Linked DNA regions of Mus musculus: region 2 is linked to region 1. A link is a loop called in an ENCODE intact Hi-C map of the cell type or tissue named here. Cell type or tissue: left cerebral cortex. All regions are shown on one strand. Each heading gives the region's core, and the rest is flanking DNA. Links, peaks and the distances in the headings are about the cores only. Region 1 overlaps Cdk14 (cyclin-dependent kinase 14). Region 2 overlaps Cdk14 (cyclin-dependent kinase 14).

What was found. Hi-C counts contacts between places; a loop is a spot of excess contacts. Peaks named below come from ENCODE experiments on the same cell type or tissue, not always from the same donor. Only the 100,000 strongest peaks of a DNase experiment are listed, where the experiment ranks them.
Region 2: it touches region 1 in a loop (7-fold over the local background); 28 of 42 quality-filtered maps call a loop at or near these places.

The regions. Positions count from the first base shown.
Region 1 is chr5:4,954,619-4,971,528 of GRCm38, forward strand. The region is part of intron 10 of Cdk14 (cyclin-dependent kinase 14); the gene reads right to left. Among named protein-coding and RNA genes, the nearest start is that of Fzd1, 200 kb to the left of the region's middle. In left cerebral cortex, for the core only: a CTCF peak has its summit at 7,505 (motif pointing right); DNase peaks (open chromatin) are centred at 4,819 and 7,521.
Region 2 is chr5:5,258,122-5,275,031 of GRCm38, forward strand. All of the region lies in intron 2 of Cdk14 (cyclin-dependent kinase 14), which reads right to left. Among named protein-coding and RNA genes, the nearest start is that of Gm30151, 100 kb to the right of the region's middle. In left cerebral cortex, for the core only: a CTCF peak has its summit at 8,558 (motif pointing left); DNase peaks (open chromatin) are centred at 5,022, 5,761, 6,837, 7,512 and 2 more places; H3K4me3 peaks cover 3,632 bases; H3K27ac peaks cover 3,525 bases.

The DNA of each region.
Region 1 (16,910 bases), core at 3,803-11,802:
GTTAGGAGTGCCTTCAGGTCAAGAGAAGGTTGTGTTCAGGACAATGCAATCAGATATGGGATGTGGGGAAGAATTTCAGACGGGAAGAAATACTTGAAACTCCTTGGCATATATGTGGTAATTGAAGCAAATGTCAAATACAAGCTACAAAATGGCCTCACTCACCTACGTTCCCACATATGCCGGAACTGTGTGTCTGGGATTCACTGGAGTGTTTGGCATCAGTTAAGACAAATAAGAAAGGACCCATCTTTATCAGTGAGCTCTGTGCTCCCGATGTTGATGACTCACAGGCAATGATTGTACATTTGCTTTTTTGGGATAGGCCCAGACACTACAGCACCAACCTGGCACCTCTGCTGTCAGGGGTCAGAACCTCTGTAGAAATATCTGTTTTACAATAAGAGAAGAAAATAACTTGAGCTCAAAGTTCAAGAATTAGCATTTCCTTGCAACATTTGTTCCCCCAAACGATAAACACTTACAAGAACGCTCATGGTTTTGCAGCCTTGGGGTTGCATGAGCCTTGGATCTATTAACATGGAGCTCAGGGCCTTCTCCATCAAGGACACCAGGGCTTCAGGAGAATAAGGACTGCCAGAGTCTTCTTTAGCTTGAGATGTCCTAGAAGTCTCTAACAGAAACTCTAGCACAGGGTGCTTCTGGCCTACGGGGTGTGTATAAAACTGGCTCACACAGGCAGGAACTCATGGAGGGAGACAAATGCTGGGTACTTGCTTCATGTTTCCAGGCTTTATGTGAATGATCATAGTGGAGCTGATAACTGTAAGCTGCACACATACTCCACATAGTGGGACTTATAGACTGATGACTGTAAGCTAGCTGTGAACAGACACCACACAGTGGGACTTATAGACTGATGACTCGTGTAGCTGTGAACCTAAACAAATAGAAAACTGAATAACTCATTTTCATCTGAATCTTAAAACATCTCTAAAATAATACTGCTTTGTTGGTCCCACTGGCTCCTCAGTGGGAAGTCCTGACTCAGCAAAACTATAGGGCCATCATACACCACACTCTGGGCAAGATGGTGAAGTCTGTGAAAAGCCACAGAAAGCTGATCCTTTAAAATGCTTGTCTGGACAGTGTACTCTCTGTCTAGAATAATGATCTCGTGGAGATTCAGAACACCTCATGCTGCTTAGAACTGCACACGGGGTATGCTGTGGATGGAGAAGATGAAAGATGAGAAGAAAGGCTCAGCAATCTGCTGGCCTCCAGGAGTGTGGTGAGAAGAAAATCCCGAGAGCGCACGCGTGTGCGTGTGCGTGTGCGTGTGCGTGTGTGTGTGTGTGTGTGTGTGTGTGTGTAGAAAGATAGTTACAAGATGGGCTAAGCTATGAAGGAGAAAAATGCAAGTAGCACAAAGCCAAAGTTGGCCTGGGACAGAAAAAAAGTACTGAATGTAAATTTCTGATGGAAGTCTCTGAAAATGTAGGCTACATGCTTAAATCAAATAGTTACTCTTATGGTTTGAATTTGGAACTTCCCTACGGCCTCGGTCTCCAGCTGGTGGTGCTATAGTGTAAGGTTATGGAAACCTTGGGAAACGGAGCCTGGCATTTAGCTGTAACCTAGATCTCTGAGTCCCAGTAAGCCACCAAAGTGCGATGAGCACTTCTTCTCACACTTCCTCCCCTAAGGATGATACTGTTCCTGCTGCCATGCCTTCTCAACCACCTCTACGACAGCGAGCTGTGGGGGGAGGTGCCCTAACTGTTCGATTGGGTCAATAAAGATGGCAGAAGCCAATCGCTGGAAAAAGATACAGAGGTGGGTTTTCCAGCTCCCAGGAAGAAGAGGAGAAAACAAGATAAGAGAAAGGGCTTTTGGGCCAGGCTGTGGAAGGAGAAGTCAGACACCATGTAGGTCTGGAAGCCATTAGAACCTGTGGTGGCCTCCTCCACCAGATGAATTCTAATGTAGAATAGCTGATGAGTTTAGGACAATAGTGTTATCTGGCTGATTTTAAAATATTAAGATTCGTGTTTTCCCTGAGATGATTCAGATGGGCAAGAGAGAAGGTGTGGCCGTGGGGTGGTCATTGGCAGTCGTTGGAGCCAGCCGAGGGGGTGGATGGTTGGTGGAGAGCAATCCAGTGTTTATGGGAAACTTGTTAGCTAGCCAGTGGTCGCTGAGTACACAGCTGGAGGGTGGCTGCTGTTCCCACAGCCTACCTGGAGCAAGCATGTTTTTGAAAAGTACATGCAACAGCGAGCCAACATAAATCTTTCTTTCCTTAAGTTACTCCGACAGGTATTTTAGTCAGCGTGATAAAAGAATCTAAGAGAACCATTTTCTATTTATCTAAGTTCTTAAGCAGTCATAAGAATGTCTATTTAAAAACTCAGGTTAAAAACAACAATGTCTGTTTGCACTGGAGGGGGTGATAGGATGAAGTGGAAACATCTCTCACTCTTTATTAGATAGATTTCCACCTCTTTAGCTTTGAATCACACACAGTACATCCTAACACCTGAATTATGCCCTCTCACTTATTCCTGTTGGCTTTTATTTTCAACTTGGCAGACTCTAGAATTACCTTGAGACGAGTTTCTTAGCATGTCCGTGAGGCAATGCCTTATCATGAGGTTATGTGAGGTGGGAAGACCCGCTATAAATAGGTGGGAAGGCACCACTCCCTGGGCTGGAGTTCTGGTTGCATAAGAAGAAAGCTGGGTACCAGAAACCATAGCTGTCTGCTTTCTGACTGAGGATGCAGTGTGACCAGCCACCTCAAGCTCAGGACGCCACGGTTAATAGTCTCTTTCCAAAGGTGTTTATGTCAGGTATTTGTCATAACAACAAAACAAGTAATTACTACGCTGCCTGTAGTGGTTTGAAGCGCAGGGCTTCCATGGGCTCCTAGGTTTGAAAGCTTGGTCCTCTGTTGATGGACTGTTTGAGAAAGATGTGGCCTTGATGGTGAAGGTGTGTGTCACTACAGGAGCCCTTAGTAAGCCCACCTCAAACCCAATCTGTCTGTCTCTTCCTCTTCCTCTTCCTCTTCCTCTTCCTCTTCCTCTTCCTCCTCCTCCTCCTCCTCCTCCTCCTTCCTCCTCTCTCTTCTCTTCTCTTCTCTTCTCTTCTCTTCTCTTCTCTTCTCTTCTCTTCTCTTCTCTTCTCTTCTTCTTCTTCTTCTTCTTCTTCTTCTTCTTCTTCTTCTTCTTCTTCTTCTTCTTCTTCTTCTTCTTTCTCTCTCTCTCTCTCTCTCTCTCTCTCTCTCTCTCTCTCTCTCTCTCTCTCTCTCTCTCTCTCTCTCTCTCTGCTTGCTGCCCATAAATTGGATATAAAACCCTCGGCTACTGATGTAACATTGCGCCTTTCTGCCTCACACCATGGTAATCACGGACTAACCTGTAAAACTGTAAGCAAGCCCCTCCCCCACCCCCATTAAATGCTTTCTTTTATATGAGTGGCCTTGTTCATGGTGTCTCTTTACAGCCATAGCTCAGTAACCATGACACCATGCATGCAATAAATCGAGCCACACTGAATGCTGGCGTGGCTTTCTCTGATAAACAATAAATGTGGAGGTATGACGACACCAGATTTGTGCCTCATCAAACTCCTGGAGCCTCATGTGGACATGGTAGGCCTGAAACTGGGAGATAAATAAGGTGGTCCCAGGAGGAGGCTGAGGGAGGGGCTCTTACCTGGTGAGTACAAGGTCTGCATGATAAGCACCAGAAGTAGCTAATGCCGCCCCGTTCAGTCCGCACTTGCCAGATGCCTCCTTTTACTGCTTACTCTCAGCGCTGTCATACGTGACCACGCCTGTTTTACGTGGATACCTGGGATTGGAACTCAGGCCCAGGCCCTCAGGTTTGATCAACTCTCACCCGTTGGGCACTTCCTGAGTCTAACCCCCAACTTGTTTCCAGTGTTAATGGCAGGAAGATATATGTGGTCTAGAGCAGCTCTCCCACAATGGGAGATGTGAACCCCAACTACAAACTGCTTTAGCTGGCAAAGAGAACATGGCATGATACCTATCACCTTCATAAAAACGTTAGTCCCTTCTTTGGTTATCTTTCCATTCTTTTGAGAATATCAAGAAGAAAAGCTTCATCTCATCTGGGTGTTTGTTTTTACGACCTCCCAGGCACTCGGCTCTCACTCCCTTAAGGGAAGTAGGACTTAGGTTCAGGATCCGGGGTGGGTAAGATCAAACTTAATATTACGTACCCCTTACGTATTTTCATTGGTTTCATTTTACCTTGTTTTCTATTATGGGAATGCTTAAGGGATCTCTGGTTTTTTGAAGTCATATGAACAAGCAAAATTACTTGAAAGGAGTTTATTGAAAGGAAAATATTAAGCCACTGAGAGAGGCCATGCTACATACAGCAGAGATCTCAGATACAGAGACAGAAAAGCTGATTGAGGGGCTGTGTTGGTGGAGGAGGGGAGAGCAATACTGAGTCCATCAATAGTGAGATACCCCTAGAAAGGAACTACAGGGTAGGTGGCTTTCAGGACAAAATGCTAGGAAGGAGCATATTTGGTTCTACCCTGCACACATAGAGGAGGTGACTGGGGACTCCTCAGGACTGCCCCCAGAGCAGAGCAAATGCATATAAAGATGGGACAGGAGTCTCTACACTGTTTTAAACTTCTTTGCTTGCTATTTTTATACACATCTCAATCACATTAATGTTACTTTCATTATACGTTATGATTTTAGTGTCCCTGTATGGTCTTAAATATATTCATTTTTCTCCTTCTCTTGACACCCACTTACTCGCTAAGCCCAGGATCTCCCCGGAACCTATGTGTCATCATCCTTACCTTATTTCAAGTTATACATCCACACTCCTAACTGGTCTTTTGAAAATCAGACTTGATCAACTGTTACTCTGTGAGTCAAAAGCTTCACACTGTGGCCAAACCCCGTCTCCCCTGACACACTTAAGCTGCTGGCTGAGGCCTGCAGAACCCCCTTCTCCGCTTATCTAATTGTTTACACATTCTTGTCCCTTCATACTCTCCCACTGGTCCTTCAGTGCCTGCATCTGGCACATTCTCCCGTTAGCCACACAATGTTCCCACATGCAGTTCTGAAGTCTGGACATCTGTGCCCTCTCCATGTAATTAGCTGCTAATTAATTTTTCAGTCCTGTGTTGAAACCTTGTTCTCAGGTCAAGTCCCACGACCTGTGCACCAGGGCAGGATTCCTGTCATACGCAACACCACAGCTTCATAGCAACTGCCACAGATTAAATTTTAGCAAGTGTTTACTTTGCACTCTGATTTCTTTGTTTGTTTTCTCTTTTACTTTCTATTTCTTTTGCCTATCAAGTCTACGGCATAAAGTGGGCACTAAATATCTATTGAATAAACTACATAGACTTGAACTGGTATCAGGAGGAGCCCATGACTGAACTCAGTCGCCTTCAAAATAAAGGCTGTACAAGGTGTGTGTTTCCCATGCTATTTAACTCTGTACTCCTAAAGAACAGAAACGAATGCTCTCGTTTCCTTCTAAAAACCGGACAGCCAGGTGACTGAAGAGAAAGGCTGCGTACAGGGCTCCAGGGAAGAAGGTTTAGTACGTGTCCACACTTGTCCACAAAGAGCATCCACCTTCCATCGCCTGAGTGTCATCGCCACGTGAAATGCAGGACAGGACCACTAAGGCTGTCCCTTTACATAGGGGACTAGGTGAAGCCAAGAATTCCTATGAAATTACTCTAAACATGACAAAGTTCATCCCGTGAGAAATTCATTGATTATATTTTACACAAACTGCAAATGCAATGGGCCCTCTTTCTGAATGCAGTGGCAAGGAGCTGCACTGTAACTTGCGCAGTGTATGTCACCTTTAGCGTAGTTGGTTGTTATTCCCTGATGCACCTTGCTGCCCCCGAGAAGCACAGGGAAAGGCTGCTGAGCTACAAAGTGGCTCAGTTCAAGAGCAGATCACTTGGCAAGGAAGACAACGGTCTTGGTCTCAAGAGCTGAACTTCCTGGCTCCCAGAGGACCGGGAAGTCTCCAGGAATCCCCTTTGTCATTCTTTCCCTTTCAGCACACACATATATGAAAATGTGTCTGGGCGGGTATGTATCGTGTAAGTGTACCCATATATACACACCAGCCCCCTCTTCAGCATTTCATCAGTGACTTGACGTGGAAATAGAGGAATTGTGTAGCTGGCCTTTGCTACTTTGTGGGTTCTTCTTTTTTCCACCCTTTATCCCCTCGGTTTCACTCCCTAATACTAGATAGGAGAGAAACAAGGATAGAATAAAAAGAAAGCCCTGCATCTAACTTATTTCTTTGGTTTTTCTTTGGCTATGGCTACTAACAAGCCTCAACCAACCTCCCTTAATGACCAACTACCACCTCCCCTGCATCTCGGGAGCCTAGCATCTATGCATCTTCTGGAAACTTCCCAGAATTCCAAAGGTTACACAACTGCAGAAAATTATCTGCAGTTGTCAAGACCACACTTCTGTTAGCGCACTGGGCAAGTCATAGTCAGCTGCTGTGGATAACGAAGCAGCCCCACACCCCTACACCAGGGATTAAAACAAAAGCACATTCTTATAATATTTCTGTATTTTCAAAAGAAACCAAAATCCCAGAATTCTCAAAAAATGTCACTACAGAGCTGTTTTACACTTTTAGATGAACAGAGCAGAGGAGGTTGGTGGGCTGGGGATATAGCTCAGGGTGTGCAGTATGCACTCAGCATGCACAAGACCCTAGCTTAAATCACAAATGCCCCCCAAAGTGGTGAGGGTGCTTAATATTTAGCAAAGCAGAAACAACTGTCCACCCAGTGCAGCGGAAGCTGGCGACAATACGCGTAAAGGCCAGGCCTCATGCTCTACTCAGTGCTCCATGATGGAAAGAGACATAAGCTACACTAAAAACAAAAGCCCATGCTGAGCCCCTGATGCTTGCACTTGGTATCCACACTGAACATGGGAGTGGCCAGCGACTTTTTCTAATCAAATGAATACAAGGAAGGTAAGATCTCAATTGTTGGGTCAGTTGATAACTCCCATTGGGTTAAAAGTCCTATTTGCTTACTGGCTTTTTGGAAGCAAACAGCTATGGTCGGAAGATTTAGAGACAAGAAGCTGTGGTTGACCTAAGCCAACAGCCAGCAAAAAGCCTAGCCAGTCATCACTCCAATAGCCAGCTGGAAACTGTTTCCAGCAACCACATGAACTTGGATGTCTACCCTTATCCAGTTACCTTAGTTAAACTTGCAAGCCCTAGCAGATTCATTGATTGTATCTTTGTGAAATCAGGAAGCAGAGGAAACATCTTGTCCAAGTCTGGAAACTCCCAACCCACAGAAATTTTGAGGCAATAATCATGCATTGATTTGGTAAGATTTTGGTGATGCTGTTACACAGCAAAGAAGAGCTTGGGCTGTGTCTGGTGTGAGGAATATGGCAGTAGGAGATCCTGCACAGGAAAATGACTGAAGAAAGAAAAGGCAGAGAGCATTACATAGAAACGACCAGTAGGGGGAGCCTAGAGACCGAGCAGTAAAAGCTGCCTAAGCACGGGCCTCAGACAGGGGCTGGAATTACTCGCTGGAGGCTCAGCTGCACTGGATTGAAAGGGAGGATGTTTCCAAATATTTGCAGTGTTTTCACCATGGCCAACGTCTAGATGGAAAGGAACCCGAGTAAGGAAGTAAGTGCAGCTTCTGGAAACTGCGCAGTACAGAATCAGATAGCAATGGTGAGGCTCAGCAGAGCTGGCCACACCACGGACTCCTCTATAAGCATGGAGAAAATATCCATTAAAACAACAAGACAAAGGAGACTATGAAGATATCCATGCAAGTATGGGGACTTGGCATGTGCTGGGAAGGCAGAGACACGTAATCCCTGAGGACTGCTAGGCGAGCTGTACAGGCGAGCTGGCGAGCTCCGGTCTTAGTGAGAGACGCTGTCTCCACCTACAAGGTAGAGACCGAGGAATGACAGTCAACATCTACCTTTGTCTGTTATGCCCATGTGAACACATGTATACATGCAATCATGTACATGCGCATATACACAGATGCACAAACAGATCAAAATGAAGGAGAGAGCTGAGGAAATATCTCCGTTAGCAAAGTACTCGCTATGTGAACATGACGACATGAGTTAGATCCCAAAACCCAGTTAGATGTGGTAGTTCCATGTTTGTAATCTCTGTGCCAGGGAGGCAGGAACAGGAGGCGAGATCCCTTGGGCTTGCTGGCCAGCCAGTCTGGTTTGCCTGAGTTCCAGAGACAGACCATGTCTCAAAACTCCAAGGTGGAAGATTCCTGAGGAATAACAATTGAGGTCCTCTGGCCTCCACACGTACACGTACACGTACACACATGAACGAAGTACACACATGAACGTGTACCAATGCATAAACTGCACACACTTGTGCGTGTGCACATGCTCTCTCTCTTGTGTACACACACACACACACACACACACCCCAAAATATTTACTGAGATATTCACACTCCAAACAATCACTTTAACTGGCCCAAAGGAGAGCAAAGATATGTCAACTATCCTAAACTCACAGATAATATGCTAGGCCTGGGGCCTCTGACTGCCCCAGTCTAACTACCTAACCCACCCTCAGGGGCTTCTGATAAATGACTTGTAGATTTGATTGATTGCCTAAGTCTGGGTCCAGAGGCCACAAAAGATTTGCAGAAGAGAGACCAAACAGCTGTTAGAAAACCCGAGGAGAAACACAACCAACCAACTTAAAAATTATTTCAGAAAATGTCTTGTAGAACCAGAGTCCTCCAACTAGAGCAGCTCACTTAAAATATTTTGTTTCCATCTTCTCCAGTGTCTCCATCTTTCTCTTCCCTGTTGCTTTGAATGCCTGTCTGCTTAAACGGGATGCCCTCACTGCTTCACTGTTGTCTCAGTGACTGCTTTGCAGAGTGAGTGAGTTACTGTAACAGGGCCTCAGACAGGATGAGATGTGCAATGAGATGTGCAGGCAGCAGCCAGTGGGACAGCTCTGCACTGGGGGTGGGGGTGGGGGTTGAGCATAATCTCCATACAAATGCAGCCTGCCCACTGGAGCACCACAGCAGAGCTTCCAAGGGACCCAACAAAAGGATCTGGGGACAGGAGCACTAGATAGGAGCTCGGTTACTCACTATGTATTCCTTCAAGTAGCAGCAGTGTGGGGGCAGGTGGAACTGTGTCACCAGGCAGAAAAACTGGTAAGGTCAAGTTGATGAAGGAACCGGGATTCCTGTCCTGGAACACAGTGACCACCAAGACATCCCACTAAGAGGACCAGGACAACTGGTCAGGTAGCGCAGAGCCCAGAGCTCTCCATACTAATGAGGTATTTAGATGGCTTGGACTTGAGGGCTTAGCTAATAAATACTTTTTGCACGAAGCAAAAAGTATTTAATCTCTGGTCCACTCTGAGTAAGTTGTATACATCCATTTTCTATCATGAATAAACACTTTGGACAAGCAAGGACTCTCCTTCCTCAAAGACCACCAATTGAGGAAGTCTTAGTCAATACAGAGCCATGCTAAGTCTCCTGCTGAAGGCCTCTCTGCACTCCTGACACCCACTCTGGGCTAAGCAGGATTTCCTCCACCCCACTCATCTCAGGCCCATGGTTACCCCCACCCCTCTTTCTCAACTACTTGCAGTTCCTAGCAGCATTTGAGTACCCATGCATTAGAGAACTGCAGCCTGGCCCCAGCCTGCACCGTTTCTCACCCAGAGAAGCTCCGGCCGGGGCCCCTATCTTATGCTATGTTTCACCTCCCCTGAACAGCATGCCCCATGAGCCCAGCACCCAGATGATGGTGAGAAATGAATGTAGCCTCAACCTCTGCACTTCATCTCCCCGAATGGTGTTCACACACCCCAGTGGTGAGGTGACGCGCAGAACCACACAGCATCAGGGTGGCTCTGGAGTTAGAAGCTACAACAGCACAAACGCCAATGGATTCTGAGAGTATGGGTCTGAGAGCCCCTGCTTAGCAAGACTCATTCTAACAACCTGCCACCCTTAAGCTAGAATGCACAAGCAGGGCAGAGGCGGTCATGGCCACGGGTGCACCCTCACCAACATGAGATTATTTGTTCAGACAGCACCTGGGACGAGGGGTGGAGGCAAACTGGAGCTTGCGGCCATGGGCAGCTGGGATAGTTCAGACTTGGGAACTGGCTCTGTGTTTTGCAAATCAGAACTCAACAAATTCCTTCCTTTCCTCTCTGGACCGTTGCTTAGGTAACAGTGCCTCCCAACACTCCTGGACACAAATAGTGACACTGCTCCATGCACTGAAACCCTTTGCTTCAGCTGAGACCAGTTCAATGATAAATGTTAATGTTGATTCGGATCGCCTCAAAGTTCAACATGATAAAGCTGCCAATTGTGAAACACCTATATTCCCAAAACTAGTTTAAAAATATATTTACGGTAATTAGAATGATGTGTCCCCGATTACCCTTGGGCATGTGAATATTTGGTCTCTAGTTGGCTGCTGTTTTTAGTCCACCAGGAGGTATGGTCTTGCTAGAGGAAGTATGGCCCTAGGCGCAGGCTTTGAGGCTTCAAAACATATGTGCTGTTTGCAGTGAGCTCTTTCTGCTTGTTTGTAGCTCAGGATCCAAGTTGTTGGTTGCTGCTCTAGAAGCGTACCCGTCTGCCTGCTGACCCGCTGTCATGGTTCTCTGCTGTGGAGGTGACAGTGTGCTACCTCTTTAGAACCGAAAGCCCCAAATAAACTTTTCCTTCTCAAAGTTGCCTTGGTAAAGGTGTTTTATCACAGCAATAGGACATAAATATAATATTACACACAAAAGCATGTAAACATGAATGCATTATATTCCCATGACTGTAAAATACATAATTGGCACCTTAGAACAAGCTAAATATATTTTCTCCTAGTGTGGGGGCTGTTTCAGTGAGCTGAAATGGAGATGTGAGCAGGGCTTTGCTCCCTGTGCAGGCTCCAGGGAAGGAGCCTGCAGGTTTCAGCACTTGCTGGTACCTTGGGGTGCGGTCCCGTCAAGTTAGTTTCTTCCTCCATCCTCATACTGCCTTCTGTTTCAATCTCCGTCTACTTAGTTCAAGTAAGGACAGAACTGATGGCCTGTCCGGATACTCAATGGTGTGGTCTCCTTCTCAAGGCCAGTAACACATCAGCATTTGCAAATATCCATTTTCCAAGCAAGGTAAAATTAAGGTTCCAACTAATATCTTAATTATTCATTATTTAGCCTACACTGGAGTGAGAATGACATAACTATTTCTAAAGTGTTCTTTATAAGCATTCCTCCAAGTGCCCCACTGTGCACCTGCACAGTGGACTCATCAGAAAAGGCCATGGAAACACCTCAACTTGACTACAGTAACTCCAAAGATGCTGCCTTAGTGTTTGCGAGTTTAAACACATTGTTTCATGAGTTGTGCATCATTCCCGTGGAATGGCACAATATTGGAGAATGCCTAGGGGAGATGTCACTCCTCAGTGTCTTAGGCAAGAGGAACAGAATGGGGACCCGACTTGGATCTATAATCCCCGATCTGCATCCCAGCACACAGATTTATTTGGGCATTACTAATATGACTGTAATTTACCTCAGCTGACTTCTGAAGCAGCTTATGTTTGCAAGAGCTGAATGGCCAGCCCAACTACCTCCCAGCTAAGTGACCCTGCCCCTTCAGCAGGAGCTGCTGACATCCTGCGGATCTCCTAGACATACTTCCTTAGCTTTCATAGTTAAGGATGGCATTTCCATATGGTACTTCCCATGGAAACCAGGTTTGTGATCCATCTCACTTGACCCTGGCAATTGTAACGGGCATGTTTCTCCTCAAACCAAGAGGAAAATATCTTTTCATTTTACTTCTCTTTCCTTGGATCTGACACATGAAATTGTGTTTAAATTAACTCAGCAAGTTCCCATGAAGTCATTACGGCAAGAACTAGGTCACTAGATACCACACATGTAACTCTATATTCTCCTCCTGAAATGAACTCCGCTTAGATCATGTTTGATCCATTTAAAAGAAATGCCTTTCATTTAAATAACTTCATTTTTATTAAAAATATGTAATATTTTCTATTATTTAAGGTTTCTACAAATAATATAATACTGTAATACTATAGCTAATTATATATATACATACACATATATGTATATGTGTATATGTATGTGTATATATGTATGTGTGTATATACATATATATATACATATATATATATATGTATGTGTATATATATATATATATATATATATATATTTACTTACTTACTTACTTATTGTTCTATTGTTAAATTTTATCCAAACTCTGGTGTCACTATTGTGTGAATGAAGTACCATTCACCCAGTGTCCTGGTCATGGGCACAGTTACTTCTTATAGTAAGGAAAAGTGGACCATGCTACACTGGCAGAGGAAAGCCCCCAGGTGAACTTACTATCATTATACTATTAATGTGAAAGCAAAATACTGACACCCATCTAGAATTGAGTTTTCAGAGACTTGTGAGAGACTCGCAATATGTCTCCCAAAACAACAGTCCTATAAATGGGAGTAAATCTCCTGACCAATGCACAAAAGGCTGAAATCATAAAAAACAAAACAAAATTTAAAAGGGAAACATCAAACCATGCTTTCTGTTATGAAAGTCTTTCTAATAAGAATGTATCTGCCATGGACCTCTCTGTTTTCCTAAGAGTGAGACAGCCAGACAAAAGGACAAGACTTCTGGTCTCTTATCCAAGCTAGAGGCTGGAAAAGAAGAAACAAAAGCATAGATTAAAGCTTCTAGAGGACGGAACTATTTGGAAGGAGGTCCTAATCCTAACTCTAAGTCAAGCCTACCCTAGCCTAACCTCAATCTTCTAACCCAAACCTAGCCCTAACCCTAACCCCAACCCTCAGACCAAACTCTTAAGCCTAACTCTTACCCAACTCCCCCAACCCAAACCCTAACCCTCTATCCCAACTCTAACCCAAACCCTAACCTTCTACCCAACTCTAGCCTTAACCCAAACTCTAACCTTCTCACCCTAACCCTAACCTTAATCCTAACCTCTAGCCAAACTCTAGCTCTAAGCCTAACACTCTAATCACAACCTTCTAGCCCAACTCCAAGGTTACCCCAATCCTAACACTTTACCTATGCTCCCTTAAATGGGCTCCTAGCTCCTAGCAGCATTAAATGGGCTCCTAGCTCCTAGCAGCATGAGAGGGTCAGGAACTGGCATTTAGTTTTGTTACTTATAATCAGATTGATAGAGGCAGAGGCTCAGAACTGAAAGAGTTATGACTTAGAAGGGACAAGAGCCACAGTGGCAGGGATGAGAAGGGCTGTTTCAAAAGCACCTCTCCACCCTCCCCTGCGATTTAGTACCAAGTCCAGGACCAATAGCAAGGTGGGGCAAGGAAGCTTTGAGCAGGCATCTCTACTAGGTGACAGGCTTGGATTTTTCTGTTTCTTTTCCACAATTTTCTATTTCTTCTATAGAGGCATCTACCTGACATGAGATGGGGCATTTGAGAGATAGACTATGAGACTTTTGAAAAAGGAAAGTCTTTTCTGTACTATAGTTCACTGGTACAAAGTAGGAGCAGCAGAAAGCAGAGAAGGCACTAGGAGACTGTCCCAGGAGACCAACAGTATCCTTTAAAGGCTGTTCCTACACTGAGAAAATGTAGGACAAGGCTGCAGTTGGAAAGACAATCCATACTTTTACTCATGCTAAAAAATTATGTTATTTTTCAGAGCTTTGAATGGGGTATATAGGACTATATAGATTGCCATCAAACCTATGGTAGGCATAATGGCAGGAAATTGCTAAAGAGTTTTATATCAATAATAATTTTATTAAAAACATTTATTAAAATGTCTGCAATTATATTTTCCTGCATGTTGATCATATCTGATAAGGTTTCTTGTTTTTTTTTACTAGATATTTTCTTTCTTTACATTTCAAATGTTATCCCCTTTCCTGGTTTCCCCTCCAAAAGCCCCCTATCCTCTCCCCCCTCCCCCTGCTCACCAACCCACCCACTCCTGCTTCCTGGCCCTGCCATTCCCCTACATTGGGGCATAGAACCTTCACAGGACTGAAGGCTTCTCCTCCCATTGATGACCAACTAGGCCATCCTCTGCTACATATGCAGCTGGAGCCATGAGTTCCATCATGTCTACACTTTGGTTGGTGGTTTAATCCCTGGGAGCTCTGGGGGTTACTGTTTAGTTCATATTGTTGTTCTTCCTATGGGGCTGCTAACCCCTTCAGTTCCTTGGGTCCTTTCTCTAGCTCCTTCATTGGGGACGCTGTGCTCAGTCCAATGGTAGGCTGTGAGCATCTACCTCTGTATTTGTCAGGCACTGGTGGAGCCTCTCTGGAGACAGCTATAACAGGCTTCTGTTAGCAAGCACTTGCTGGCATCCACAATAGTGTCTGGGTTTGGTGACTGTATATGGAATGGATCTCCAGGTGAGGCAGTCTCTGGATGGCCTTTCCTTCAGTCTTGGCTCCACACTTTGTCTCTGTAACTCCTTTCATGGGTATTTTGTTCCCCCTTCTAAGAAGGATCAAAGTATTCACACTTTGGTCTTCCTTCTTCTTGAGTTTCATGTGGTTTGTGAATTGTATCTTGGGTATTCTAAGCTTCTGGGCTAATATCCACTTATCAGTGAGTGTATACCATGTATGTTCTTTTCTGATTGGGTTACCTCACTCAGGATGATATTTTTTTCTTCCTTCCTTCCTTCCTTCCTTCCTTCCTTCCTTCCTTCCTTCCTTCCTTCCTTCCTTCCTTCCCTCCTTCTCCCCTCCCTCTCTCCCCCCTTTCTGATTTATTATTATATCTAAGTACACTGTTGCTATCTTCAGATGCACCAGAAGAGGATGTCAGATCTCATTATAGGTGGTTGTGAGCCACCATGTGGTTGCTGGGATTTGAACTCAGGAACTTCAGAAGAGCAGTTAGTGCTTTTACCCACTGAGCCATCTCGCCAGCCCCAGGATGATATTTTCTAGTTCCATCCATTTGTCTAAGAATTTCATGAATTCATTGTTTTTAAAAGCTGAGTCTGATGAGGTTTCTTGTATGTACGTATCTAGGGATTAATATGGCTTGGCTATGGAACTGGGGAAAAAAAAACAGAAGTGGGGGAAGAGGGTATCAGAGTGTGGAAGAGGCTGCAGGGTGTTCAAATGGATGGAAGAGAGGAAAAGGGAGTAGAATCAACAAAAACAATTTGCTTGAAAGCGAAGTAATGAAATATAACAAGCCAAGGCTAGCCCCACCAGGGCTCAGAGGCTCCTGATGCTCTTCGCTTCCAGAGAAGCCAGAAATTCAGCCCTCTAAATGAGTTTGCCCAGATCTGGATTTTTCAACCATTCATGTCTTGGTTCTTTATCATTGTAATAGGTACTCAACCATTCATGTCTTGGTTCTTTATCATTGTCATAGGTGCTCAACCATTCATGTCTTGGTTCTTTATCACTGTAATAGGTGCTCAGTGAAACGAGCTAGGGGTGAGAGATGTGTGCAGGAGGGATTGGACTGGGTTGTTATGAGGACCTGAGCTGGATTCCCAGAATCGATGTGACTCTATGTGACAATAGCCTGGACTGGTAGTGAATGTTTATAGTCCCAGTGTCCCAGTGCTGGAGAGAGGGGGTGGGGTGGTGATTACCAAAGACAGGGTAATCTTTGGGGACTCACTGGACCATGGCCTAACCTACTCAGAAAGTCCCTTACCAGGGAAAAGATACTGTCTTGGCAAATAATAAACAAACAAACAAACAAACAAATAACTGAGACAGTTATTGAGGAAAGACACATGAAGTTAACTTGTGATCTCCGCATGTATATAACACATTCATGCACAGACATCCAGTATCCCACTCCCAAATCAGCATTTGCTAACAGCCATCTCATTGTTCAAGAATCCCAGGGACTCATTCTTATACCAAAATTAAAAAAAATGAAATTAAAGTTTCCTTTGTTTTGTTCCCATTTTTCTACACAGCTATAGAGACTGCATAGGCAGTTGGCTCTGACTCTTGCTTTCACAAAAGCGGCCTCGGTATCACAATTGATGCCTCTTCAGACAGACTACGCTGAAATCAAGACAGGGTTATTTGTCTTTCCTTCTCTTAATAGCCTGTCTCCGGAGACAGAACCCATACAATTGGGGTCGCCCACAGCCCTTAAAGCACTGCGCCTGAGTCTAAGAATAGGCAACCTCCTTTCACCAAAGTCTCCTGCTGCCTTCCAAGTGTGTGCACACCACTTCATGAGACGGAAGCCATAAGACTTGCCATGCTGCTCCCGAATTACCACCTCCTGCTTGAAGTGACCATCAGGGTTTCCTTCAGATGCCTTTTAAAAATACTCATCATACTCTTTGCGTGAGTCCCCTGGGAGGAATCTCTCTCTTTGCAAGTCTTCACAGCAGACTTCAGAATAAAGAGATCTGGAGAAAGTGACAGGTCTGACTATAGAAGAGTGTGGCTAAGCAGTCTGTGGTGATGTGTGCTTACTATGTGTAGCTATGGACATGTGCTAGATTAGAAGCTAACATTGAAACTATACAGCTTCTCCTACCCACTCCCAAATGTCCTCAAATTTTAGTTGACTGTAGTGGTAGAAAGGAGGTGATTGAATAAGATACCCATAGATATATCTCCCCATTTATAAGATGACGAGGATATTCAGTATTATCTGCACTAAAGGCCAAGTTTGACCTGTGGGTAGAAAACTCATAGCTGGAAACACAGGTGACAGACTTCAGGGAAGATGTAAGACACAGTATTAGGTGCACATGAGGAGCTGGTAGGGTGGGCAGCTGAGGGCGCATGGGCGTTGGGCTAGGGGGAGCTATTCTTGACATGCACCACACTGAATCC
Region 2 (16,910 bases), core at 3,801-11,800, 300 kb after region 1:
ACTTTAGATTCCCAGAAGTACATCCCTAGGGATGCTGCAAGCTGGATCCCATGAAGTTGTGGCTTGAGTCTGAGGAACCTCTACACTGACTTCCACCACAGATGCACCTACCACACATAAAGACTTCTTTTTCCTTTATTTTCACCAGGATTTGTTACCATTTCGTTTCTTTGGGATAATAAAACTTGTATTTCTCTACTGACTTTTTTCTGTGGATCTCACCTAATTCTATTTGATCCATGCAGCAACTAATAGACAAAGCTGAATGGAAATGGACAAACCTGCACCATGTCATACTGACTCAGGAACTTCAGTCTTTCTGGAATCTAATGTTTATTATCAAGAAACGAAACGGGAAGCTGTCTTATTGGTGCTAATGGGAATATGTATGTATGCCTCAAGCAGGTGAAGTTTTGGCAAATATTATAAGAATAATTCTAAGGAGCTTTCTCTACTATAATACTTATATAGTAATGGCTTTATGTGAGCTATAGTTTGCCCATAGGTCCACAGAGGTGTATGCATCCACTTATAAACCTTTAGTATCTTCACTTTTTAAATTACCAGGATAAATTTAAAGTAAAGCTTAATGATGCCTCACAGCAAAATAAAAGTAGCATCCCTGTTACTACTTGAGGTCTACATAGGGTCTTGGTCATGCTATTATCCTGGGGAGTCACACGTCCTCTATCTCATGCTTTAAATACCTTGCTACAGACCAACAGGACTGACCCAGGACTGACCCTGCCTGGAATCTCAGGCCCACCAGAGCCCTACCACATTAGAATCTGAATTTTAACAAGATTTCCTATGGATTCATAACTGAGACATGTATTGATATATTTTGCTGATATGGTCAAATAAAAGAGAAAAGTCAACTCCTTCAGAAACACACTTTCTTCCGATTTGTGCATGCCACAGGAGTGACGAGCATATTGCATCTTTGGGTAACATTTCTGCTCAAGTGTTCCATAAAATACGATGGCAACTTCAGATAATTAATATTATTTTAAGCACTAAAATAAAGTTTCCTAACAATATACAATCAATGTATATATAGCCAATGTGTATAAACATCCTCTGTTTAAAACAAAAAGGAATGAGATAAAGTTAAGAATGAATAGAATAGACAGATTATTATAGCATACTTCCTGTCTATATTTTGATGTACTTATGTGCTTCTAGAAAAGAGATATTTGTATGTGTTAAAATCATGTCTATTTTTTTATTAATGTCATTAACACTTTTCTCATGAGAATTGAACCCAAAACTGTGCTTTGCTAACGTATCAAGGATTATTTGGTATCTTTGGAGTAAGCAAGTTTATAAAGAAGTTAGTACTGTATCTATAAATAAAAATATTCAAGCCATCGGTGTGCACAAAGCATTGGGTACCACCTGCAATAAGCCCTACCATCAGGAGAGAGCCCTCTGTCTACATGGCAGACTGGAGTAATCCTCTCCAGACTGAAAAAGCACATGGGTTCTGACTCCTACTCCATGGAAGGCTGAATCAAACACTTCTCAAACAACAGTGGTCCCAGGAAAACTTTAGCAAGAATCCCAAAGAGTCAAAGAAAGTTTATACAAATTCTCTGACTCCTGCTTGATATCCCCAATCATAATATGGTTAGAGAGAGAGAGTGCGTTCACATAAGATGACCACATGCATAGCCACTGTTGGGAGGCAAAACAGTAGAATTTACAGATGTACTTTCTCCCTGACCACATATCTATAGTCAGAAGGGCCAGAGGAGGAGTTTGTGTAAAGCTGAGACTCTACACATGGCAAGGGGGTGTCTCTGTCCTGCTGCTCCGCAGAGTGAAGACTCTGCCAACCTAAAAGAGTCCCCACTGCTGCAAGCAGAATGCCCACTCTCCACAGAACTGAAAAATTAAGCCACGCAAAGTGGCTCTCAATGCACAGCTAATTAGTTTCTTCATCAAGACACTGTTCCCCTAAAGCTGTCAAGAAAAAGTCTATTTCTGTCCTAAAGGACATTTTTCTCTTTCAAAGAATGTACAGGTTTAAACACAACTCTTTATTATGATTATTATTATTATCACTATTATTATTGTCTCTGTCTTTGGTCTTGTCTGAGAAAGGGGAATAGCAGTGTATTTTCAAAAGACCCTCCATTATGCATTAGGGGAAAGCAACCTGGCCAGGGAGACTAACTAACATGAACTACAGCAATTTAAAAACTGAGACCGTGTGCCATTTAAGAAGTCCTAAAAGCAAATCAAATGGGATAGGTCTGAAATCAGTGTTCTATCCTAACCGGGATAGCCATCTGCCCAGCCTAGAAGGCCTACTGTTTGCATTTCACTTTTTAACAGACATCCTAAGAGACTCCAGAAGCTGTCATCTGTCAGAAAGGCTGTGCAAAGGTCAATCCCGGGCATCTTTGGAATTCTGTTGTCTCACTTCTGAGCTTCACTGAATTGCCGCTAGCCTGTTTGTACTGTGAACCAGGACAGTTCTATCTCCACGTTTATACCTCTCAGAGAGCTCTTTATTTGGTCCTACATGAAAGATAAAGCAACATTAAACAATGGGAACGGAAAAGACTACGCTAGTGGAGGTAAGACTGATCCATTAGGACCTGAACTCTTCTCACCTGGTAACTATCTGAACAGTATTTAAGAACAATGATATAAACACTTCAAAAACTCTTCCTGAAGAAGAACTAAAATGCCATACTACCATCTTATTCTGAAACACATAAAAAAATAAACACAACTTCCATCGCCTCACCTGGATCAAACACCTTTTCTAACAAAAATAATGAATGTTTTATTAGTCCTTGGGTAATAACTTAGCAATGGTGGTCAAGATGTGATGTTGCAGTGTTTAAAATGTGATGTTTACCTTTCAATGAAACCAATCTAAATTCTGGAACCATAGAACCCTGGAAAATTTAGAACAAAACTGAATTCGAGTTTGACAGCCGAAGCTCTCGCCGTTTGCAGAGAGAATTTTGTGTGAGTCACTAGCCACACAGAGCTCCTGAAGAGAGACACAGGGAACAATGTGCCTTTGGGAGAAAAAAAAAGCAAGTGTCTTTCAATACAGGTTTCACAATTGGTCCGTGTACTGGGAAGAGCTAAACCTTCAGCAAGAACAGCTATCCTGTATAATAAAGCCGCCCGCTTCCATGAAGACTTGCTCTGTGTACCCTTGCCACAACAGAAAAGTCAATACTGACTTCTCAGTAATCCAAGGAGAATGGAGCCGAGATGGCTGGATGTAAATATCCTGCTGTGTGTCTGCCACCTGAAACAAGCCCGGTGCTTCCACAGGCATTTCTCTGCCAACGTGTTATCAGGATCTCATTTAGTAGAGGAGCTAACTGCTGGCTGAAATGGCTTGTCGATTGGACAGAAGAGAACCTCTCCAGACCACACACCCTCTCAAAGTCTGGCAAGGGAAAGCAGGGAACAGGAGCATGCTGTTACAGCTTCTGTTTTATCTTCTTCAGTCCTGTAAAGTTCAGAAATGCTCATATGTGCCCTCTAATGAAGCAAACTGGAAAAGAATCTGGGATCTGGTGCGAAGGTCGTTGTTAGAAAAGAGAGACGGACACTGCAGGTCCCTAGATGCTGTGACACTGGTAAGAGTGGAGGCTCCCAGTCACGGAACTCATCTACAACAGTGACTATGAAAACTACCTTTAGCACAATCTCTCAGTCTCCACCAAGAGCCACGGGAGGGCACAATGTCATCTCAGTTTCAGAAGTAATTAAAACGAAACAGGCATGAGCTGGGCCACCCGTCCAAGGCCATGCATAGCATAAACACGGGAGCAGAGATTTATTGCAGGACCAAACTACAGAGCAGAAGCTCTTGACCACTGTGCGCACATCCCCTACGTTCTACATCCTAGATGGATTAAAGGATGAGCCTTACCTGCAGACCCGCCCACCCATGCTTTCACCGCTCCTGATAGAAAAGAAAAGGAAATCCAAAGCTGCACAGAGTCACTGGCACGTAGTGTTCTGGCCGCCCTTCCTTCCTCCCCTCCACCTCACCACCAAAGTAAACAGTCATTTAATTAATCTGATTCCGAATCTGCCTCCTATGCCGAGCCAGGCTATAATAGAGAAAAGCAGAAGAGTGCAACGCATTAAGAATCATTAAGGACAGGATACCATGTGTGCTGCAGGCATCTGTAATCGGAGCACTTGGCCTCAGCTATATATTGAGTTGAAAAAGTCAGTATGACAACATGAGATTCTGTCCCAAGACCAAGGCCACTGAGAAAGGTGGGATGACCCGGATAATAAACAGTGTTATGCTGAATCTTGCTCCTCTGTGCCTTGAACAGGGAGTTACCAGCATAGATACAAACCTGCCAGTGATCCAGTACAGAGATTGTCAAGTCAGTTGATAGCAAACAGATAGCAAACAGGCTCTGGATGGGGCCGTAACCTGACCTTCTAAAAAGGAAGCGTCTATTGGGGAAAAAAATAATCTCTTGGATTTAAAAGGAGCAGTGTGTAGGGAAATTCAAAAAAGAAAAAACTTTATTGATGAAGCTAAGCTTGCCTGTGTAATGAAAACCTGTTTATTGTGGTATCAAGCATATAACCGCTCTCTATTCCTCCTGACAAACACAGACGCTATCTAGAGGGGTTCTAGTTGACTGTCCACTAAAAGCAGGATTCGGGGCAGAAGGTAGCCCACAGAGTACATAGGAAACAACCACCACCATCATCATCGTCATCATCATCATCGTCATCATCATCATGGCCTTTGCTTTTACAGTTACAATGAGTAACGCACTGCACAGGAGGTGAGATCTTAATATTAATGACAAAAGTCACAATCCAGCTTCACAATGAATATCCCAGCTGATCGTTGCTTTTATCCGCAAATATACAAGAAAGCAGTCCAGTTACTGTGCCCAATCAATCACACGCAAATAACCCAAAAACCAGTGGGCAATTCCCTTGGCGGATTTTGGACCTCCTTCCTTGCTGATTGGAGGATCTTGTTAGAAGCTCTAAGTTATCTGCTAGCATGCCCATATGGGGCCTTGATTCACTGACACCCTATGCTAAGGAGGAAAACTGCTATCTTTTCCATATTAAAATCCAAGTATACTCTCCAAGGAATAAATTCCCAATGTATGGCGCGGTATCGTGAGCTGTGAAGACACGCTAAGTAAGATTGGCCAAGTGCTATGTCATTGCCCTGTACCTAGCAGAGGCCAACTCAGAGGCATAGAAAGTAGAACCAAGGTTGTCAGGGGTGAAGGGAAGGGAGAATGGTAGAAATATTTAATGACTTGGAATGATGAAGAAGTTCTGGACATGGATAGGGGTAATTATTTACCACAAAACACTGAATATACATAATAATGCCACTAGACTATAAATTTAAAAATGGTAGGTTTGGCAAATTCTGTATAATGTGTATTTTAAACACAGTTTTAAAAAAATCAAAGCATACAGTGTCTCTCTCACAGTTACCAAAATGGAAAAGCAAACACTCCCCACAGATTGTTTTTCTTCAAAATATCTTTTAAAAACAAGATTCTAAGATCCACGAGGGCAGAAACCAGATAAACCTGTTCCATTCATCATTGTCACCAAGTAGACTCTCCACCAAGGCTTGCATGTGAGTGACTGCCTACAATAAAACAGGCTCTCCTGAGCCGCCATTCCACCATCTAGAACGTTCCAAATTTACTTCTTGTGAGGTAGTATTACTATACCTAAGCTTCTGGCCGCTCCTCTCTACTGCTGCAAGTATGTCTCCCAGCATCTTATACAGAGACACTGAATGCCTGCATGATGAAGACAAGTGTGGTTTTAAAATATATGTCGCATCACCACACCACTAGCCCCCTTTTTAAACATCACGTTTTGCAGATATTCCATTCCTCCTGTTGTGAGATGAAAAAGAAACAAAAAACAAAAACCTCGCAGTGTACACAAAGTGAAGGTAGAAATATAAATAGCTAGAACATAGCACTCTCAGAAGACAGAAAACAGACTCATCTCAACAGACTTAGATATAAAACACCAGTTTATATTTCTCTTTCCTTTTTAGAGAATAATAAACGACTGATCGAAATACAAGAAAATTCCAACTCTCCTTTGAACAAAATCCAAATATTCATTCCTAGAAATCAAAGCCCAGTTTTATGCTTAATTTTTAATAAGTACAGAGGCTCCTCCTCCAATAAGTCACTTACTATAAATCTTAGATTCCATCTATGTTTTTCTCGATTAACTTATAAGGTAATGAAGTAGTCTTTCTTACTTTTTTGTATCACAAAATTATATAAAAACTACTTTCTGATCAATATGCAAGTTATTGAAAATCTGGTCAACTAATATTCACTCACTACAACATTCACATTTCAAGTTAATTCCTAAGTTCAAACATACAAAGTAAAATATTTTAAAGCAAAATATCAAATGCTGACACCCTTAAAATTTAGCACCCACATAAAAGGTAGACCCAGACAAATTCACAGGATCATCTAATGTATTAGTCTCTTATGTAAACAATATGAAAATATATCCTTCAACTTCAAACCCCCCTGGCTACTTAATACCATGCCCCAATTAATTAAGTAAATAGATATTCATCCTCTGTCAGGGTTTATATTTCAACCTTGCTTGTCATCTTCTTCATGAACAGGCAAGCCTCATTTTGGTGTAGCCTGTCTACTAGCCCAGCCTTTCTTGTATGCAGGGGTTCTCCATCAGCATCTATAATGCTAACAGCCCACTAGTAGAGCTAGCTGGCACTTCAAGCAGAACTGCATGAAGAATTATCACTTCTATGCAGGAGAGCAAAACCATTACAGGTATAAAGATGCCAAGTGGCAACACCCTGACCTCTACTCAGAAACACACACTCAAAGCAGGTGCATGTCAGGGCTCGAGGAGGAGAAGGGGTAAGGTGATCAGAGAAGCAGCCCCGGATTTCTAGTATAGTAGAGATATCAATTCTACTCAGACCCAATCCAGCTAAATTCACAGACATCAGTTTACCCAAAGGAAAAGTGGTCTCCCGTCCTTCAGTTGATTGACTCAGAGGGCATTCAGCTAAGCATAGCCAGGCAAAACCATATGCAAGATCTCTTTAAGCTATAAAAAAAAAAAAAAAGGTAGACTAGTTTCCAAAGAAATCAGACTCGGCTATGGCAAAGAAGCAGTCACTGAACATTTTCTTCATCTTATCTGCTCCTGGTGTTTACAAACTCCAGGCAATAGCCTTGGGAGCCTCCGGGGATTCGCTGAGTAACCCCGTCGGATCCTTAATTTAAATACCCCATTATCAATCTCTGCTGGTTTTGGCAGTTAAATAGAATCGACTGAGTGGCATGACATGCACAGAATGAATCCTTTTCAAGTTGTAAACGAGTGAGTCAGGATTCAGACTTGCCGAGATGCTCCAAATTAAAGCCCTTGCTATGATTCAGGCATGCTCTGTCTTACCGTTTATGCTGTTGTCTCTCTTGAGCCGGATTCACCTGGAACTCCTTAACATATCTCTAGCAATGTGTTTGCACCAAGCCAGCCTCAGACAGCAACTGAATTCACATCTTTCTGCACTAGCAAGCTGAAATGGTACGGCCGTACTACAACCAAGAAAGGGGGAAGCACAAAAAATTCCAGAGATCACCCAGAGAAGCTGATCTCAGTGGAGCAAGACCAAAAACAAAAAAACAAAAAAACAAAAAAACAAAACAAAAAACGTTTCAGAAGAGCACAAAGAACATGCTAACAGTCGGTCTTGAAAGCTTTAATAGGTCAATTTTTTTTTTCCCTAGAATGATCTCTTTTCTTCCTCCAAACACGATGGACTTGCCTGTGGGGTTCCCAGGAAGGCAGAGTGAGCGGGCTCTGCAGCAGCATTGCAGCCAGAGGAACCACGCATATGCTGTCCAGGCAATCCACTACACCCTGTCTCTCCAGAAAGATATTGATTTGCAATGCAGTGCTGCTTCAAAAGCATACAGAACGGGAGGCAGACAGCTCGCGGTAATTGCACATGAGGAAAAACATTTAATCAAAGGGATGCACTTTATCCTGCTCAATTCAATTTTTAAAGGCACTAGAGAAAGCCAGAAAGTATCCTGAGTGACAGTGCCATTAAATCATCATCTGAGGTCCTAGAGAAGGCCAAGTTTAGGCTACCAGCGTTCATGTTACAAATGCTTGGGAAATGGTTTGATGTGTCTATATGCATAACGTTTGTCATATGTAAATGAGGCATAATGAGGACTCTAAAATTACCATGCACCAAATGCAGGAGGTTAGATTTTTTTTTTTTTTTTTTTTTTTTTGCACAGGTGTAGCACTTACTGAACCAAAGTGACAGTTGCATAATTATGAGCCTGAAGAATTACTGATGGGCTTAGGACCCATGACAGCATCAAAAAACAAAACAAAACAAAACAAAAATCCAAAAAACAAACAAACAAAACAAAACAAAACCCTGCAAACCAGGGCATGCAATCTTTAAGTAAATTGTGCCAAGTCATGCCAGAGGGTACTGGGTGGCAAAGGAAAACTAACTGCTACTCTCTTAGCGCCCCCTACAGGAGAGAGGCTGATCTCTCCCTCATACTTGAACTAGGATTTTCTATGCCTGGAAAGAGAAGCACCATGGTTCAAAAATTAGAGTAAGGTACAGCAAAACTGAAAAATAACTTACAGAAGAAATTTTAAAATAACATGGTAATCTATAATTATAAATATTCAATTTTATGGTAAATTTAGTAATGAGAGACGGTAACTACTGTGCTAATGGTGAGTGGCCAGTACTCCCCAGGCGCTGGGCTTGAGTCTGTGTGTTGCCAGAGGCTGAGGAAGAGACCATTCACCCATCACAGCCCAGTGGATACAAATGAAACACTTCTCCTTCATAAGACGTCATCCTCATCACTCCAAATATCACCTGAGAAATAATCAACTTGATTTTTTTTCTGCAACATGAAAGAAAAAATAAAATATAAAAAAATAAAATTTTCATTTAAATAAAAACTATTATGTGCTTTTTTCTTTATCAAAGCTAAGAAATAAACACTTTTGGGGGAGGGGTGCGTATGCATAAATATGCTTTGGCAAGCCACAAGTCAAGTTCAGATGCTGTTTCTCGGAAGCTGTCCACCTTTTTTTTTCCCCCTCAGTTTCTCACTGGTCTAAACCATTTCCCCAGAGCTAAGGTAATAAAACCTCATGTGCTGCCATGCCAGGCTTTACACAGGTTCTGGTATTGCATGGCAAACACTTTTCTGATGAAGGTAGCTGCCCACCCCAAGTTTTTCCCTAATATCAGAAAGTATTTTAATTGTGTGAACCACGTGCCTGAAGAGTAGTGGTCGTCCAAAACATCTTTAAGGCCTTGAGATTCTCGATAGGGTTGCTCATCCTTCCAATGCACAAACTCTTCTTTGGCAAAGCCAACACTGCTTCAAATCTGAATCATGTAGGATTTAATTATCTGTCACATCCTAAAATGCTCTTTTATTATTGCTACTGTCCCCATTTTAAGGCTCTGAGTACAAACCATGCCAATCACCGGCTTTTTTCATTACTCTGTAACACAAAGCGAGGCCTCTAAAAACATTGATTAATTCTTAAACTAACTCATCAATTTTTCCCAACTCCATGTTTTGGGTCTAAAATTATCTTAGGTAAACTCCTTCCCACAATTCAATGCTTAGGTTCCATGTCAGCTTAGTCACTTGGCCACAACAGTTCTTATGGTTTGTTCTTCCTGAAACTGTGGGTGAACTAATGTGGTATGCAAAGGGTTAATGCGACAAACCATAAAAATAACAAAACAAAACAAAACAAAACAAAACAAAACAAAACAAAACAAAACACCTCTCTATTTACTCCACAAGCATGCACTTGTATACACAGCACTGTGAACAGCTACATACATTCTCTACATCCAAGGAACTAAAGGAATGATGACAAATAAAGTGCCTACTATTCACAAGGACCTGAGACATATAACAGGTCATATTAATGTCTTAACATTACAGACATATAAACGCATAGCAAGCAAGACATGAAATTATCTGTAATAATCAAATACCAAAATTAAATTTGCAAGTAGATTAGGCTAAATCTAACTCAAAAAGAAACTTCAGATAATGATTTCAAACACTTATAAAAGCTATCCGAAAATGATTCTAAATAAGTAAAACAAGTTATAATAATGTAATAAAACATGCTTATTATTCTTCTAACAGAAGGTCTCATTATGTAGCCCTGGATGGCCTTCAATGGTCCATGTCTGCCCTCAAACATTTCATCCTCATGCCCCAGACGCCAAGCATCCCTGGCGATGTAAGTTTTTGACATAAGCTCCCTGCTGTATCTCAGGAGACTCTTTAGAGTAAGTAACATAAATCTGAGGAGCCTGGGCTCTGCTTGGATGGGAAAAGCACGTGAGCAGCCACGTGAAGCCTCAGCCGGAAGCTGGCTGAGCCGATGGCCAAGCACAGTGGCAGCAAGAAGGTTCAACAGTAGAGCTTAAATGGTCGTGTGTCGCGTACCAGGAAATCGGGCATTTTATCCCATGGGAAATGGTGGTTGCCTTGATTCAAAATGTCCATCTTAAGGGAATTATAGACAGATAGTGGGCTAGGTGGGGCTTTTCAGTTTTTAACAAGGAACTGGTATAGAAAATAAATCTGGACAAGGAGGAAAGGGAAGACATTCTGGAAGCAAGGACAAATTTCTGGACAAGACCGTAAAGAAGGCAACGGAATTAGGGGGTGGACAGATAAAGAGGTGTTTCAATGCTTGCTATTGACTGGACTGGACATGAGGCCCAGTAAAATGGGGGGAGCTCAAGTTTAGTCCTGAAATTCTAACATCACAAGGAGAAAGTGGGGGCATAAACAACCAACGGATACGAAGGAAAGGCGGCCGGTGGAGAGGAAGAGGTGTTCTGGCAAAGGCATGTGTGCGTTCATGCTCAACAGCACACGGCTTGCTACATGCCTTCACTCATTCCCCTAATATCTGGGGTGAACCAAGGTGCTAGTCCACCTACTTCTAAATCAAAGGAAAATGAAGCCAGAGATAAATGCTTGCAACCAGCCTCAGTCCACCTGAAACTAGAAGATAAACCATTTGTTCCTCAGGCAGGCAGCCATTGGCTGGGCCTGAAGAGCAAGGGCTCCAGGCAGGGCTGGGCGCACTGACTGTGCAGAACTGAGCCTGTTCAGTCAAGCCAGCCATTTTCCACTTCCTCAATGCTGACAACTGCTACAGCCATCTTCACCGTTGCTCTTCTCTCTGCCCTACCACGGTTCTGACCTGCCAATCACTGGCCCACTCTGCTGGCCCTAGCTCTACTTAACTGGACTTCAGCAACTACCTCAGCATAATCTTTCCTCTCCATCCCTAGCCTGCTGCCCTAGCTCTGCACATTAATTTGCTTTGTTCTTCTATTTATCTTCACACAAGAACCCCACCACCACCACCCAAGAATCAGGGGCTTCTCTATGTTAGTCCTGGGTCTTCCTGACACTTTATAAATTGCAGAAGAGCTGCTGGTGACAGGAGTATAAACAAAGTCTGGGGGAGGGTACAGAGTCAAAATGGGCAGGGAGCACGGAGAACTGTAGGGGAAAAATATGGTATCAATAAATACAACTTTAGAGTTGGCCATAAAATAGCAGTCAAGGCAGTGCTGGGACATGGGGCTCATCAGTAAATTAGTCACTGTTTTCACGAATGAAGAACATCTTTACAAGGGACAGTGACATGTATCTGAAACCTCAATGGGACACAGTAGAGGCTACAAAACATTTTGAGATTCAGAGAGAAAAAAAAAGGATAAAAGTTCTTATAAATAAACATCTCATTTGGATTTGTAAAAAAAAATGGGAAAAAAGACTGACAAAGTTTAATCTGGCATCCATGTAAATTCATCTCCGCAATGAAACCGAAGTTAACCTCCCGAAATGCTTCCCTGACTTGAGATGGCTCTTTCTCCAGCGCCCTGGGGAGGTTTCTGAGTGAGCATTTACAGTCGTTAGCTGACTGCTTCTCCAATGCTGCTGCTGCTTCACCAGGCCTAAGCATTGACCTTGGAGTAAACCTGAAAATTCTACAGCTCAACTGCTCTCCATCAATGGCACTGAGCACCCAAACTTTCATATTCGGATAACTGTCATTTAGTTAAAATAGTTCCTCAAAACACTGCAACTCTGAAGGCGCTGAGCTTAACTACTTAAGAGTCATTCAGTAGCTAAGCTCAAGCTATCCTTAAGCCCTTGGTGCTGTTTATGGGAGCGTCAGAATTGAGAATTTGTGTTCTCCTTTCTGCGCCCGGCTTACTTCCCTCAAGCAGTTTTCTCTGGCTCCATCGCTGCTGGAAATGATAGAATTTCCTTGTTATGAAGACTAATGGTGTCCCTCTGTGTTTGCGCACCACTCCCTCTTTCTCCATTCATTGATGGTCCACATTTATGCTGATTCCATAACTCAGCTTTTCTAAACTGAGGAGTGAACTGTAATAAACACGTTGTGCAAATATCATTTTTGAAAAGTTGATTTCATATCTTTTTACTAAACCACCAAAATAATATAGGCAGATTTGTATTGCCACATCTGTGTAACTTACAGTGTCAACAGAGTTTGGGTGTGATGGGTTTATTCATGTTTCTTGGTTAAAAACAAATCTGTGTTGAAAAAAATATGTCCATGTGAAAAAAATCTTCAGTTATGAAATTGATCTAGTCTGGAAATTGGAAGTCCAAAGATGGAGCTGCTGCTACCAAGGAACGTTAGGCGGTGATGGCTCACAAGAACCTGCATAAAAGGGGAGAGCCCTGAATTTAATGAAAAAAAAAAACAGGTCGATGCAGACTACAGCAATGAATCAGGCCTTTCTTATTTTCACCTTGCTTTCTGCAATCTCATTTGGGACACAGTATTGCTGCTCCCTGGACTTCAGCCCCTTCTTTCTCACCTGTATCCATTGCCTCCTCAATTTCCCTGCTGACAGTGGGTTTGCACCTCAGTCTCTGTTCCCTTTGTCAAATCTTAATCACTTCAGACTTGTACTTGCTTTGAAATATGTTAGTTTTTTGTATACCTGCTGTATACACATGCATGCACCCTTCCATTGATTTGAGTGATATATGAACTATGCATACATTGTCCCCCTGCTTATAAACCAGCGGAAACATGGCTTTGGCTGTGATGTCATGCACCAAGTATGTACACCTGGAAAAACTCAGATGAAAAGGTTATTTTGTGGAGACCATCTTCATAAAGAGCCGCAGGAGGGTTTGAAATGCTCTGAAGTAGCAGGACACAGGGAATAACAATGAACTTATAAAACCTGATTGCCACATACAAATTCCTCAGATGGAAGCAAAAGGAAGGCCAACAGCATTGAGAAGAGACAAGAGACTCTTCTCTTGTGGGTGTGGTTCCATGAGGATGGAGTCTATGAATGGTATGAATCCATGACTGTTCAAAAGCTCTCGAAGGAACCACCTCTCATTCTGGTTTCTTCTTGTTGTTCATTTGCTTGTTTGTTATTAAACTGGCTTAAGTTTTTTGTGAAGAAGGACAAGTTCCAGTCCTGGGTTATAAGTGAGTGTTGTTGCTTTTAGACACATTATCCCAGGTTTGTAAAACAGTCAGAAATTTAGGAAAATATCAAAAGGAAGAAATTATCTTAGAAGTATAGAAAAATAACATTTGAAATCTAGTAAACTATCACTGATCTACTACTTAAAGTATTAAAATGGGGTGGAGACAAGATGGCCTCATGGGTGAAGGCACTCACCAGTCACTTGAATTCCATTTCTGGAACAGGAAAAAACTGGCACCCATTAGAGACAAGAGAGTCACCGAAGCTGTGGGCCAGATGGCTCTCAGTATACAGCACACACAGCGTTATATTTTGTTATAATGTTAGGCGTATATATATTATCAGGAAGACTGCACAGTTTATATGTAAACACAGAGGAAACCTGAACGTCCATGCACTTTTCGGTACTGGGAGGGATAACAGTAGCACTTATCAGAAGTATCTGATCCCAACACGGGGAAGCTGGAAGCAATCGTCAAAGTCTTGAAAGGGTTGACTTGGGAGGCAGGAAACCTGAGTTCTAATCTCTGCTACTTAATTATCTGTGCAGCTTGCGTAACTCATCACCATTTCACCTGTCACGGCCCCAGGTTCATCTTGCAGCCGGATCCAGAACGCTCACAGAAAAAACATTTTTCACACAAGAAAAACCCCACCTCAGAAACAAGACTGAAGAGAGAACCAACTCCAGAAAGTTGTCCTTTTGACCTCCACAGTGAGCCATGGCACATATGTAACCTCTGCCCCAACATACATACATACATGCATGCATACATACATACATGTGTTTTTGTTAAAGTTTAAAATACTGTAATAAAATTCAGTCACTAAATGATTTGCCAATTCCTAAGACCTGAAGTGAACTAGAAAGGAGAAAGTTGAGAAAAGACAGCAGTACTCTAATGCAGCAAGAGCCCCTGATGATCAAGGACAAACTCCGACATTCAAATGGGATCCTAACTCTGTGAGTGGAGAAAAATCTCTGGTTCTGGTCTTTTAGAGGACATGCTGATGTGACTTTGGTTATCCAAAGAGAAGTAGACTGCGTGGAGCAGGCAGTGCTGCTTTCCTTCTTCCTTGGTAAGGACTGCTCTACAGGATCCACTGCAGTCTAGGAAAGCACACATCTCGTTCGGCACTAGACAAAGAATCTACCCTGGACCAGTACTTACGCTGGGACCCTCCAAGGAGCATTCAACCGCACTGCAACCCTCTACCTGGTGGTGGTGAAGCAGGGAAGGCATCTCTTGGAAACATCCACAGGCAGCATTTCCAACTGCTTCAAGGATCTAAGCAGAGAGCCTGACTCTCAGGGGCGAGGACAGAAATGAGGGACAGTGACAGAGCTGGTGACCAGGAACATCAGGTCCAGCCCCAGTCCTTGGTATTCTCGCTGCCTGGGTCTCTAACACAGAGTAAATCAGTTCCTGTTTCTATTTTCCCATAATTCCCATTCTAGTAAATCTCTTCCTTTCCTACGGATATGTTGAACTCACTGCCACTCCCTTGTAACCCAGCGTAGAAGTAAATTTGAGCATCTGTATGCATAAGGGGTGCTGAGCTATGACGAAGCACTAATACCAGAGATATGGGTAAATAATTAAACAAGAGTGTTGCTTTAAGAGCTAGGAAAGGGGGCTGGGCGGTGGTGGCACACGCCTTTAATCCCAGCACTTGGGAGGCAGAGGCAGGCGGATTTCTGAGTTCGAGGCCAGCCTGGTCTACAAAGTGAGTTCCAGGACAGCCAAGACTATACAGAGAAACCCTGTCTCGAAAAAAAAAAAAAAAAAAAAGAGCTAGTAAAGGGAGATGTATGAATGATACGTTGACTGAGAAGGGAAAGGATGAGCCTCATACCAGCCAGAGAATTTTCCCAAAACTACTTCAAATGCCTAACTACATTATATGTAAAATCCTGTAAGTCTGTACTATGTACAGAATTAATTGTTTGTTATTTATATTTATATCACATAAGGGACTGCCATGCAACAATAGCAATTTACCTCTTATCTGGTTTTTTAGAAAGCCTGACTGGTTTGGCAAAATTATTTTGACAGGATCCAAATCGCTGTGAAAACACACATGAAAATGTAAGTCCGATGGCGACACATTGACTCTTAAGTAGCTAACTAATGTTACAGAAATTCCAGAAGTGAAGTCAATCTACTGGCTCAATTCTGGCCTTTAAAAGCCTATGGCCATGACAGAAAGGAGACTCTTAAAAGAAGCCACAGAAGTACTCTAGAGATGTGTGGAGGAGGTAAAGAAACGGCAAGGAGACATTGTACAGTAAACAATATTTGATGTGCCTAACTCCTAAGGATCTCTCACTGCAGTGCTCTATTATTTGAGCAGCCATTCACTGAGTTTTTGAATTCCGAACCATAGGGGTAAAACTGAACAGGCCACCTCTGCTGTTCTCATAAATACTCACAATAGCAAATACAATAAATAGAATAATCCCCGTAGACCTGTAACAGAAGATATTGTGGGGATTTGGGCTAAGGGAGGCTCCAGAGAAATGGATCAAGCAACACTGGGCCATTCCCAGCTTAGGCAATCAAATTCTGAACACTAGAATCACAAAGAACTCAATAGGTAAGATGGTGTGAGGTGGGCTCTGGATAACCAAAGACTAACAGTGATCACACTTAACGTAAGCATTGTTATCGGAATGCAACTTGATAACACAATGACGAGGCTTTGTAATACTATAGGGGCATGGCTTAGAAGAGTGGAGCAAGTTCTGTAACTCGAACCCTCACAAACAATGGCTCTCTGAGCCTCTGGTAGAAGAGCGTTTGGATGGACTCCAGAGTCTCTGTGCACACCGCCTGCCCACATGGCTCAAAGATGTGTTTTTGCTGAGTTTCCCTGGATGCAGACAAGACCTTTCCCTCATATTTAAACAAAGCTTAACTTTGGTCACTGTTGCAATAGCTTGAAATGGAGAATTTGGAAACCATTAATGCCTCTCACTTCCTTCTCCAGATTCTAACTCAGAAAACTTGTACAGATTCACTGACCACAATGCAAAGGCCAAATCAATTATAATGGCTTTATCAACCCTCCCCTAGAGCACTCGCCTCTCTAATTAATGCCCTACTCATTCAAAAAGGACTCAACTCATACAAAACAGGGTTGATCTCAAATGGATCCCATCACAATCAGAACTTTCTATGAGCAAGGACTAATCAACTACAGCTGCAAACAGACCACTCACCAAGCTTCAAGGAGCCATACACAGCCCAGATCCACCTTGACCCAAATCTTCCCTGGCTCACCCAAGTAAGGTTATTTGGCTGAGCAATAC